Linked DNA regions of Homo sapiens: region 2 is linked to region 1. A link is a loop called in an ENCODE intact Hi-C map of the cell type or tissue named here. Cell type or tissue: PC-3. All regions are shown on one strand. Each heading gives the region's core, and the rest is flanking DNA. Links, peaks and the distances in the headings are about the cores only. Region 1 overlaps PLCB4 (phospholipase C beta 4). Region 2 overlaps PLCB4 (phospholipase C beta 4).

Region 1 (5,382 bases), core at 201-5,200:
TTAACTGAGATTAAGGATTTTATTTCCTTTTCCTTTCAGACTGGATGTATTTTTGTGCATAAAAAAGACAAAGAGGAAGAAAGGTTTAGAGATTTTGAAAATAATGTGCATGTATAAAAAAATTAAATCAACCTCCCCAAACCTCGAATTCCATGTGATTTTTTTCTCACTATCTCTATTTTATTAGTTCCATCTCTGTACTTACTTTAAGCTTTTGGACTTCAGGTGGAACAATTTTGGGCGCATAAGGAGATAAATGACCTTGTGTGAGATTTGAGATTTATGTAGGTGACATTTTTTTGACTAAAGGTTACTTTCAGATCATGGGGCAGTACCCCTGTGTGGATGAACATATGAAGACTGTTGATTTCGGATATCCTTAAGCTTGAAAACTTGAGGAAGAATGTTTTATTTTCTCCTTCTATGGTCTGAGCTCAGTTCTAATATGCATGGTCTTAGGCTTTATCCTCTTCTTATGACTCCTGTATAATAATAGCAAAGATCTATTTATAAAAGTAGCTTGGAGAATTTTTAAATACAAGGAATTTTGATTAAATTGAAGAGCTCGTTGTGTGTGTATGTTTATTTTAATGAGAAAATAGTTTTAAAATAAAGAATGCCTCCAGTCCTTGAATTTATGCCTGCTCCTTTCCAAAGCACTTTGCCCATTTTTGTGAAGTCTCATTTTACAATCCTCAGGCTTACTCCATACTCACGCCGGAGGCAACCTTCAGAGAGCTTATTCAAGTGAAGATAAAATAAAAATCTTTCCTTTGAAATAGTCCAATAATAAGGCAAAATCAGGCTTCTAAAAAGAGATTTCCCTCTTGACATATATGATTCATGTTGGCGATGTTTTGCCTGATAATTGTGGCAGGCAGTCCAAGGGCAAATGAAGGGCAAAGTACAGAGGGCTGGGCATAAGAGACAGGAGGACCTTATGGGCTGCCCAGAGGTCTCCTCTAAAGAGACAGTCTCTAGGGATAAGAACATCACGCACCTCATGAGGACATGTCCAGGATCAAGCCCCACCAGTGAGGACCTAGGTGCCAATCTGAACAGCCCTTACTAAGGGACAGTGATCAGAGAGGGTCTAAGGAGAACAGAGGTTCAGGCCATAGAGGTGGTGTGGTTGGAATGTTTATTCTAGAAATTATTCATAGGCACAATCGAGGCTGTCAAACTTGGTAAAGAATGGAAACTCATTCTACAGGCCTGGTTTTAGCCTGCAGCAGGCAGGCAGCAGGGTATGAGTGGAGAACAAAACACTGTGAACAGCATTTCAGGATACTGGAGAGAGGAGCAGGTATACACAGAAATGGTACTAAAGTGTGCATTTGGGCTGGGCACAGTGGCTCACACCTGTAATCTCAGCACTTTGGAAGGCAAAGGCAGGTGGATCACCTGAGGTCAGGAGTTTGAGACTAGCCTGGCCAACATGGCGAAACCCTGTCTCTACTAAAAACTCAAAAATTATCCGAGTGTGGTGGTACACACGTGTAATCCCAGCAGCTCAGGAGGCTGAGGCAGGAGAATCGCTTGAACCCAGGAAGCAGAGGTTGCAGTGAGGCCAGATCGTGCCACTGCACTCCACCCTGGGTGACAGAGTGAGATTCAAGAAAGAAAGAAAGAAAGAAAAAGAGAGAGAGACACCCAGAGAGAGACAGAGACAGAGACACAGACAGAAGTAAGGAAAGAATGGAATGGAATGGAATGGAAAGGAAAGGAAAGGGGAAAGGGAAAGAAGAATGAAGGAAGGAAGGATGGAAGGAAGGAAGGAAGGGAAGAAAGAAAGGGAAGGAAAGGGAAGGAAAGGGAAGGGAAGGAAGGGAAAGAAAGAAGTCACTGCGCTCCAGCCTGGGTGACAGAGACAGACTGTCAGAAAGAGAGGAAGAGAGGAATGAAGGAAGGAAGGAAGGAAAGGGAAGGAAAGGGAAGGAAAGGAAAGGGAAGGGAAGGGAAGGGAAGAAGTCACTGCACTCCAGCCTGGGTGACAGAGAGAGACTCTGTCAGAAAGAGAGAAAGAGGACGAGAGGAAGGAAGGAAGGAAGGAAGGAAAGAAAGAAGGAAGGATTAAGTGTGTGTTTGTGTAAGAGAAGAGTCCATTGTCCTTTCTGCCTTGATTTGTTTTGGGGGTTGGTTGGGAGCTCCTCCACAGAGTAAAATATTCATTCATTCATTCATTCATTCATTCATTGTTTACTGCTATATGCTGGACACTATAGTAGCAAGCAAGGCCCCAGCCTTCACAGAGGTCATCATGTAGTGATGATACAGATAAACAAATAGCTGTTTACCAGGTAGGGTGGTGAGTTCTTCAAAGGGGGAAGCACAAGGTGCTTAAATGAAAATACAGAGTGGTGCCTGGCCCAGTTTCTTTAAATAATAACCAGTAAGTTTAGGGGAGTAAATAACCAGTAAGTAAATAACCAGTAAGTTAGTGAATGAGAAGAAAAGAGAAATGTGCAAAATGCTCAGTACCGGGGGGCAAGGAATCAATTCTGATAAATACAGAGAGGAGAATGTAAAAGGAAAGGTGGTGAGGGAAGATGCTGCTTTCCAGTGCAGCTGAGGGCACGTTTCTTCTAGAATCCTTGTGTTTTAACATAATCTTTCTCCTCAGCTCATTTGTCAATTGCAGTTCCTTAAATTTAAAGGAATTTGCTGGTTGACTCTTACCCAATATTTTTTCCTGAGTTCTTAGGAGAAATATTAGCATTCATAGCTTGTAGTTAACAGGGAGCATAAAGGTTTGGGCCAAAAGAGGTAACTGCTTGAAGTTATTTAAGTGACTGTGAAGTCTGCACTGCAGATTAAAGGGATGTTGTGTTGGCTGAGGGTTTGGTTATGACTCAGTCACCCTTTATTTACTTTCTTCAAGTTGCCTGTCATTCTTAACTGGTTTCTTCTTACTTAACTCTTAAGGATGAAGCTTGAAAAAAAATGGTTGAGAAAATTACCATTTACTTCAGGCTCTCAGTATCTACTCTTGGTCTTGGATGGAAAGCAAGTACTGGCCTTCAGAGTCTCCATAGGCTTGGTTGTCCATGGACTTCCTGAGAAAAGCGTGCATTCTAGACAAATGGACTGTCTTTCTTACCCAAGCTTTAGTTCCGAATACCTAGCCAGCTTCTTTTCCTGGTAAATTGGGCTGGGCTGGATAAGGATTTAAAGACCATTTTCCTCTTCCCCCTTTTTTCCTTTTTGCTGGAGACTTGATCTAAGGCTGTTTTCTCAAACCTTAGCTTACATTGCAATCACCTGGCTAGCTGGATACACCGTGGATTCCTGGACCCCACCAGCAGACTTTCTGATTTAGGTCTGGATGGGGGTTGAGATTTTGCATTTCTAAGAAGTCCCAGGTGATGTCTGCTGTCGGGGTACCATACTTTAAGAACCAATAATCTAAGGCAAATCCAGGGACCTAAAGATTCTCTAGTCTTTCCCCTATGCTCCCAGCTTGAGTTCCCATCTTGGCTAAAAAGAAATAACTCAAAGAGTATTCCTGCAAAGAAGAAACTTAAGCTGAGGAAGAGGTCAACCTAAGCCTCCATTCTCATAGTCCCCACTCTGGAACCCCAGGACTTTTTAAAGACTAGGGTCCTCTGTGACCAGGAAGCCCTGGGTTAAGAACCCCTTGAAAGATCCAGGAGAGACCAGTATGGAATCTGTGACCTCTACCTAAAACTATACTTAATTTGTGCATGTTTCCCTTTTGTTTTCTATGTTCCAAGACCTTCTCAGAACTACTACTGTTAGATCAAAAAGGGCTGAACTCTCCCTGAAAATTGTTGCATATGGCTAGCACCTCCTACTAAGGGAGAAGTTGTTGCTTTCCTGCGCGGTAAAGTATAGACATCCACCATGTATTCTGTTAGTTCTGTACTTGAAAACAGTGACAAGTTCTACTTTTGAGAGAGGGAAAAAACTGCTACTATACAGTCTTTCATTTACAAATATCCCAGGGTGCTCTAATCCTCTTATTTCTCAGAACTTTTATATTCTTTAGGGCTGATGATAACTCTGTTTATGTTAAATTCTCAGTAGTAATAAAATACCCTCTGCTCTTTGCTGCCCTTAGTAAGAACAGAAATACTTTATTTCAGAGGCATAAAAGATAAGAAACAAGATGACTTTTGTATAAGGTGTAAGGAAGGGATCCAGTTTCAGCTTTCTACATATGGCTAGCCAGTTTTCCCAGCACCATTTATTAAATAGGGAATCCTTTCCCCATTTCTTGTTTTTGTCAGGTTTGTCAAGGATCAGATGGTTGTAGATATGCGGCATTATTTCTGAGGGCTCTGTTCTGTTCTGTTGGTCTACATCTCTGTTTTGGTACCAGTACCATGCTGTTTTGGTTACTGTAGCCTTGTAGTACAGTTTGAACTCAGGTAGCGTGATGCCTCCAGCTTTGTTCTTTTGGCTTAGACCTAAAACCATAAAAACTGTAGAAGAAAACCTAGGCAGTACCATTCAGGACATAGGCATGGGCAAGGACTTCATGTCTAAAACACCAAAAGCAATGGCAACAAAAGCCAAAATTGACAAATGGGATCTAATTAAACTAAAGAGCTTCTGCACAGCAAAAGAAACTAGCATCAAAGTGAACAGGCAACCTACAGAATGGGAGAAAATTTTTGCAATCTGCTCATCTGACAAAGAGCTAATATCCAGAATCTACAACGAACTCAAACAAATCTATAAGAAAAAAACAAACAGCCCCATCAAAAAGTGGGCGAAGGATGTGAACAGACACTTCTCAAAAGACGACATTTATGCAGCCAAAAAACACATGAAAAAATGCTCATCATCCCTGGCCATCAGAGAAATGCAAATCAAAACCACAATTGAGATACCATCTCACACCAGTTAGAATGGCGACCATTAAAAAGTCAGGAAACAACAGGTGCTGGAGAGGATGTGGAGAAATAGGAACACTTTTACACTGTTGTGGGACTGTAAACTAGTTCAACCATTGTGGAAGTCAGTGTGGCGATTCCTCAGGGATCTAGAACTAGAAATACCATTTGACACAGCAATCCCATTACTGGGTATATACCCAAAGGATTATAAATCATGCTGCTATAAAGACACATGCACACGTATGTTTATTGTGGCACTATTCACAATAGCAAAGACTTGGAACCAACCCAAATGTCCAACAATGATAGACTGGATTAAGAAAATGTGGCACATATACACCATGGAATACTATGCAGCCATAAAAAAGGATGAGTTCATGTCCTTTGTAGGGACATGGATGAAGCTGGAAACCATCATTTTCAACAAACTATTGCAAGGACAAAAAACCAAACACCGCATGTTCTCACTTATAGGTGGGAATTGAACAATGAGAACACATGGACACAGGAAGGGGAACAT
Region 2 (5,382 bases), core at 114-5,113, 52 kb before region 1:
GATAGCTTTCCCATGTCAGTATAGATTGCATTATAAACTGGATTTCAATGGATATATCCTGTAGGGGAGAAAAAGCAGTATCTTTTCCACACCCATCTCACAGTTCATGGCTGACCCCTATAACAAAGACAGATTAGCAAGAGAAAAACGTAACAAATTTATTTAACCAAACCTTTCTGTGATACAGGAGTCTTTGGAAATGAATGCCCAAGTATCCAGGGAAAACTGTATTTTTGTGGACAGTTGTGCTCAAGTATGATTGAAGGATGGAAGGGTACGCTATCATCGTATGTATTAGTCAGGGTTCTCTAGAGGGACAGAACTAACAGGACAGATGTATATATAAAGGGGAGTTTATTAAAGAGTATTGACTCACACAGTCACAAGATGAAGTCCCACAGTAGGCCATCTGCAAGCTGAGGAGCAAGGAAGCCAGTCTGAGTCTCAAAACCTCAAAAGTAGGGAAGCTGACAGTGCAGTCTTCAGTCTGTGGCCAAAGGCCTCAGAGCCCCCGGCAAACCACAGTGTCAGTCCAAGAGTCCAAAAGCTGAAGAACTTGGAGTCCAGTGTTCAAGGGCAGGAAGCATCTAGCACAGGAGAAAGATGAAGGCTGGAAGACTCGCAAGTCTGCTCTTCCATCTTCTCTTGCCTGCTTTATTCTAGCTGCGCTGGCAGCTGATTAGATGGTGCCTGCCCAGATTGAGGGTGGGTCTGCCTCTCCCAGTCCACTGACTCAAATGTTAATCTCGTTTGGCAAAACCCTCACAGACACACTGAGGTACAATACTTTGCATCCTTCAATCCAGTCAAGTTGACACTCAGTATTAACCATCACATAGTAATAAACTGGGGTGAACTCAGCAAGGCCTATTTGTTCAGATTCTTCTTGGTGTCTGTACAGAGGAGTAGCCCTCTGGAATGAGGGTCTTATGACCTACTTTCAGGGGAGGTAGGCCGAAGAATTTTTTTTATGACCATGCTTCAAGGGAGAGAAATGAGAGAGGATTAGAGAGTGACCTCCAGGTGCCATATTTTGGGGTAGTGTGTTCTGAGCCCAATAATGATACCTAGTGTTAAGTAGGTCTCATAATTTTTGTAACTATATTATTTCTCTCTGCTCACCTTCTGCCCAGTTTTCCCTTTCATTCTCTCTGTAACCATCGTATATTGTAAATAACTTTACAACTTCAGCCTTCTAGCCTGTGAATTTTCCTAACTATTATTGTGTTATTGTGTTCTGTGCTGTGTCTGAGCTTGATTTTTTCCTGCTATTCCCTGCGCCAGCTCCAAGCCATGCCCACTTCAGTTCCCTCTGGGCATATTCTGGTCTGTAGCATTCCCTGCCTTGGTCTCTGATTGCACATTTGTCCTTGCTTTTTTGTCTTTATCTTCTATTCTTGTTTGTTCTTGACCCTTTCTCTTCTCTTTGGTTATCTGTCAGTTCTCTTTGTTATTCCCTTTCATTTGATTGGGGGGTTGGGAGGATGAGAGGGAAAGGAGAGAGGGGGAGATGAGTAACAAACACAGAAGTTCAGTCCAACAACCCTGGCCACTTAGGTAAACCGTTGTCTGCTCTGATGGATCATGGTACACACCAGAACTTTGTTACTGCATTTCCTGGTGGTAGCAGAGATCTCAATTGTTTGATTTGCAGAAATCCTATCTAATACATTGAATCAGTCATATTTCTTCTTCAATTCTCTGTCTCCAATGGTTTAGAAGGAAAGATAAGACCTATGGAAGGAATATTTAGGCTCAGTTTTCTTTGAAATGTATGCAAAACTGGAAGTAAATGAAAAATTAATTTGTGGTGGGTTTAGGTTTATTGCTTAACTACAAAGGAAATGCTTACTTGAATGAAGGCTTCTCTGATTTCTTTGTTACCAGTAATGATTTTATGGCTGGGGTAAATACTGTTACCTTTCTCCCCTTTCTCTATTTATCTTGCCCATTTACACACCTCCCTTGTACTTCCTGCTGTCAGAGAAGCTGAAATCAGCAAATCTGTCTGTAGATCATTTTCTTTTATTCCTCTGATGGCAAAATGGTAACAACAGAGGCATGCATGCATACACACACACACACACACACACACACACACTCACTCACTCCAAACCACACAAGAGAAACCAATGAACCAAAAGCAGAATGGGAAACAAAATTGGCAAAGCATAAAAGAAAAGGAAATGAAAGAAATGTGATAATTGTTGACCAACACTGAATATAATTTTCCAAGTCAGGATACTTGTGTGATGAATCACCAGATGCATTCAAGATTATGTCTAGAGTAGCAATGGAAATAGGAGGCTTTAAGCCAAGGGTATAACCTGCAGGAGCCAAAATAAGGAGAGCTCCTTCCCTAGAGAGCAGGTCATGGGAAGGCAGGCAGGAGCCTTGACAAAGTCAGTAGAATCAGAGAATGGAGCTGAAGCATGACCAGAATGTCAGCATAATCAACTCTCCAGAACCTTGGTTTATGACAATAAACATTTATTTTTGGTCACAAATTAATGGGTCAGCTAGGCTTTTTTTGCTGGTTTGGATTAGGCTCATTTGGGCTTACTCATGCATCTGTGGTCAGCTAGTGGGTCAGTTGGGGGCTGGCCAATTTTGGATCACCTCTGTTGGGACAACTCAGCTCTGTTCCATGTGGCCTCTCAGCCTCTATCAGGTTAGCCTGGGCTTGTTTGAGGCATCTGAACAAGGTTCCAAGAGAAGGAGCAGAAGCATGCAAGGCCTTGGGAAGTCTACATTTGGAACTGCAGGTGCAGGTGCTGTTTTCTCATTCTGTTGGCCAAAACAAGTCCCAAGGTGAACCGTAGAGTCAGAATGGGAAGAGATGTCAAAGTTACAGGACAAAGGCCAAGCATACAGGGAGGTTATTAAATGGAGGCATCAAAGCAGTCTGCCGCAAGCTGGGCAGTTATTGAGTCAGATTCATGGGTATGGTAGACTCCCCAGTGCTCGCAGAGTGGAGGAAGTTCAGAGAATAAAACAGAAAGAGTCATTATGAAGAGATCAGCTTTAAAGAAGGGGATTTGGGATAGAAAACCTCACAGGCTCCTTCCTAATAACAAGGGGCAAGTTCCTTCAGGGCAAATGAAAACAAAGGGATGGCTCCTTTGTCCCTTGACAAGCTTGCCTCAGGGTGATAATTCATGTGAGCAATAAAGGGGACCATTTCATCTGGGGGAATCTAACCAATATAAGCAATGGCTGGACCTTCTTAAATTTAGGCATTTTCTGATTTACTAATAGGGTTGAGATAAGGGGCCCTGAATGTCCAATGGACACAGATGAGACTCTCATGCCCTTCTCTTGGCTTAGGCTGTTTAGCTGGGGATTTTACAGGATTGGAGGTGCCTCTTTCTTGTGCTTTACCCTAAATCAGGGAATTAGAGTAGTGGTTTTCAAAGTGTGGACCCTGGATGAGCAGTATCCATGTCACCTGACAACTTGTTAGAAATGCAGATTCTCAGGCTCACCCCAGACCCATGGAATCAGAAACTGTAGGAGTGGGATCTAGGCATCTGCGAGTTAACAGCCCTCCCCAGGTGATGTTGATGCGTGCTCAATTTGGAGGCAGCTGAATTAGGGTTCTGTGTGGTATTGATGGGTTCAAAGCCCATCAAAGAAGTGGAATGGATAGATGGATTTAGCAAATAAAAAATACAGGACATCCAGCTATATTTGAATTTCAGATCATCAACAAGTAAATTTTTTAGTGTAAGTATGTTCCATGTAATATTTGGGATGTACTTTTAATACTAAAACATTATTTGTTGTTGATCTGAGAACCAAACATAACCCAATGTTCTGTATTTTACCTGGCAGCCTTGGAAAGAGGTATAGAAAAACTGCAGAAAGTTCAAAGAACATCAAGATTGTTAATAGAATAGAAATTCTAGAGAGAAAGGTTAAAGAAATTAACTTGATGAACCCAGAGAGTACAGCACTGGTGGGATTAATAGGTTGGAGGATTTTATTTAAAGGGAATGCTGCTGAGCTGTTCTTCATGAATGCCCAAATTAATCGAGAAGAAATTTATTTTAGAAAAAGGCAAGACTTCCTGCCAATAAATGACTTCAGTGGGGGTTCTGAATGATTCTGTGATTCTCAAAGGAGGTCAGATCCATTTGGGATTTCATGGGATTGCATCCAGCCAATACTCCAATTTGTGTTTGTGAAAGAGCAGTTTAGAGAGGCATTTGCCAACAGGAGGTTGGAGCAGGTGATTTCTCAAGGCTCTTGATGACTTCTCTGTTTGAAGCTGCAATTTTTTGCATCCTTCTTTTTTGAAAAGCGCATAGCCTTTTGATTATTTTTCAAATCCGAATGTATCTGGAAGTTTGGTTTTTTAAAACGTGGATATAAAGGGGAGGCAGCAAAGCAGAGGTGTTAATAGGATGCTTTAAAACCAGACCGCATGGATTCAAATCCCAGCTGTGCCACTTCCTAGCCTCCTGCAACCTTTGGTTAGTTTGTGCCTCAAATTTCTCATCTGTAAAATGGGAATTATTGTGAACTACTCATTATTATCTCATAGGTAACTGTGAGGTTTAATTGAGCTTATTCATGTAAAATATAAGAATTGTGCCTAGAACATGGTTAGCCTTCATGAAAAGTTATTTTATATTATTAAGGACTAGAGTCTCTTTGTATATCCTGGACATTCAGAGGTTGTTATGGCCAGAAGCCATTGGTGAATGGTCAGTCCTATGACATGTATGGTAGAAGCATTGTCCCTTGTGAGCAGTAATGTCCTGTCCCTCTCCCTGATCCCTAATCTTGAGGTGTTGGTTAAGCTTAGAGTGATGTTATTCTGTGGTCGTATTGCTGCATCCTAATCATGAATCATTTCTCTTTCTCTACTCAGATGAACTTTCCCACATTTTCTAGAAACCCCCAAGATAATTGGGTTTCATTTCCCATTGCATGTTGAATTCAATTAAAAAGCTGTAAGAGAATACCATATAATGTGGCTGAGAATATAATGACATTTCCAAAATATTTTTTAAGGAACTTGAACTCTAAATCAATTTAGTTCTGCTAGTAAGGACAGAGATTTAGTCATGGAAAAATATTAATCTGATGACTAGTTTTTATCAAAATTAAGGATCAATTATGACTAGTTACTTTCAGAAACTTAGTTTTGGAGATGAAAACAAGTGATTTGTTTTCTGAACTCCTGCAGGGAACAAAAAAAAGGTAATATTGGCCCCATACAATACATAATTTCTGTCTACGTGTGATTGAAGTGTCAAATGATAAATCCCAATCCCCTGTTAGAAACAACAGTTTAGTCAGTCTGTTCAGGACTTTACTGTATGTACTTGATGATCAGTTAAGTAAAGAGTGTTTAGGTGGACTTTTTTTGTTGTT

The links. Hi-C counts contacts between places; a loop is a spot of excess contacts. Peaks named below come from ENCODE experiments on the same cell type or tissue, not always from the same donor. Only the 100,000 strongest peaks of a DNase experiment are listed, where the experiment ranks them.
Region 2: a loop joins it to region 1, with 2.2 times the contacts of the local background. A loop is called at or near these places in 3 of 110 quality-filtered maps.

Annotation. Positions count from the first base shown.
Region 1 is chr20:9,291,457-9,296,838 of GRCh38, forward strand. The region is part of intron 3 of PLCB4 (phospholipase C beta 4); the gene reads left to right. Among named protein-coding and RNA genes, the nearest start is that of LAMP5, 220 kb to the right of the region's middle. In PC-3, for the core only: no CTCF peak of the experiment used is centred there; a DNase peak (open chromatin) is centred at 2,835.
Region 2 is chr20:9,239,319-9,244,700 of GRCh38, forward strand. All of the region lies in intron 3 of PLCB4 (phospholipase C beta 4), which reads left to right. Among named protein-coding and RNA genes, the nearest start is that of PLCB4, 170 kb to the left of the region's middle. In PC-3, for the core only: no CTCF peak of the experiment used is centred there; DNase peaks (open chromatin) are centred at 2,203 and 2,573; H3K27ac peaks cover 888 bases.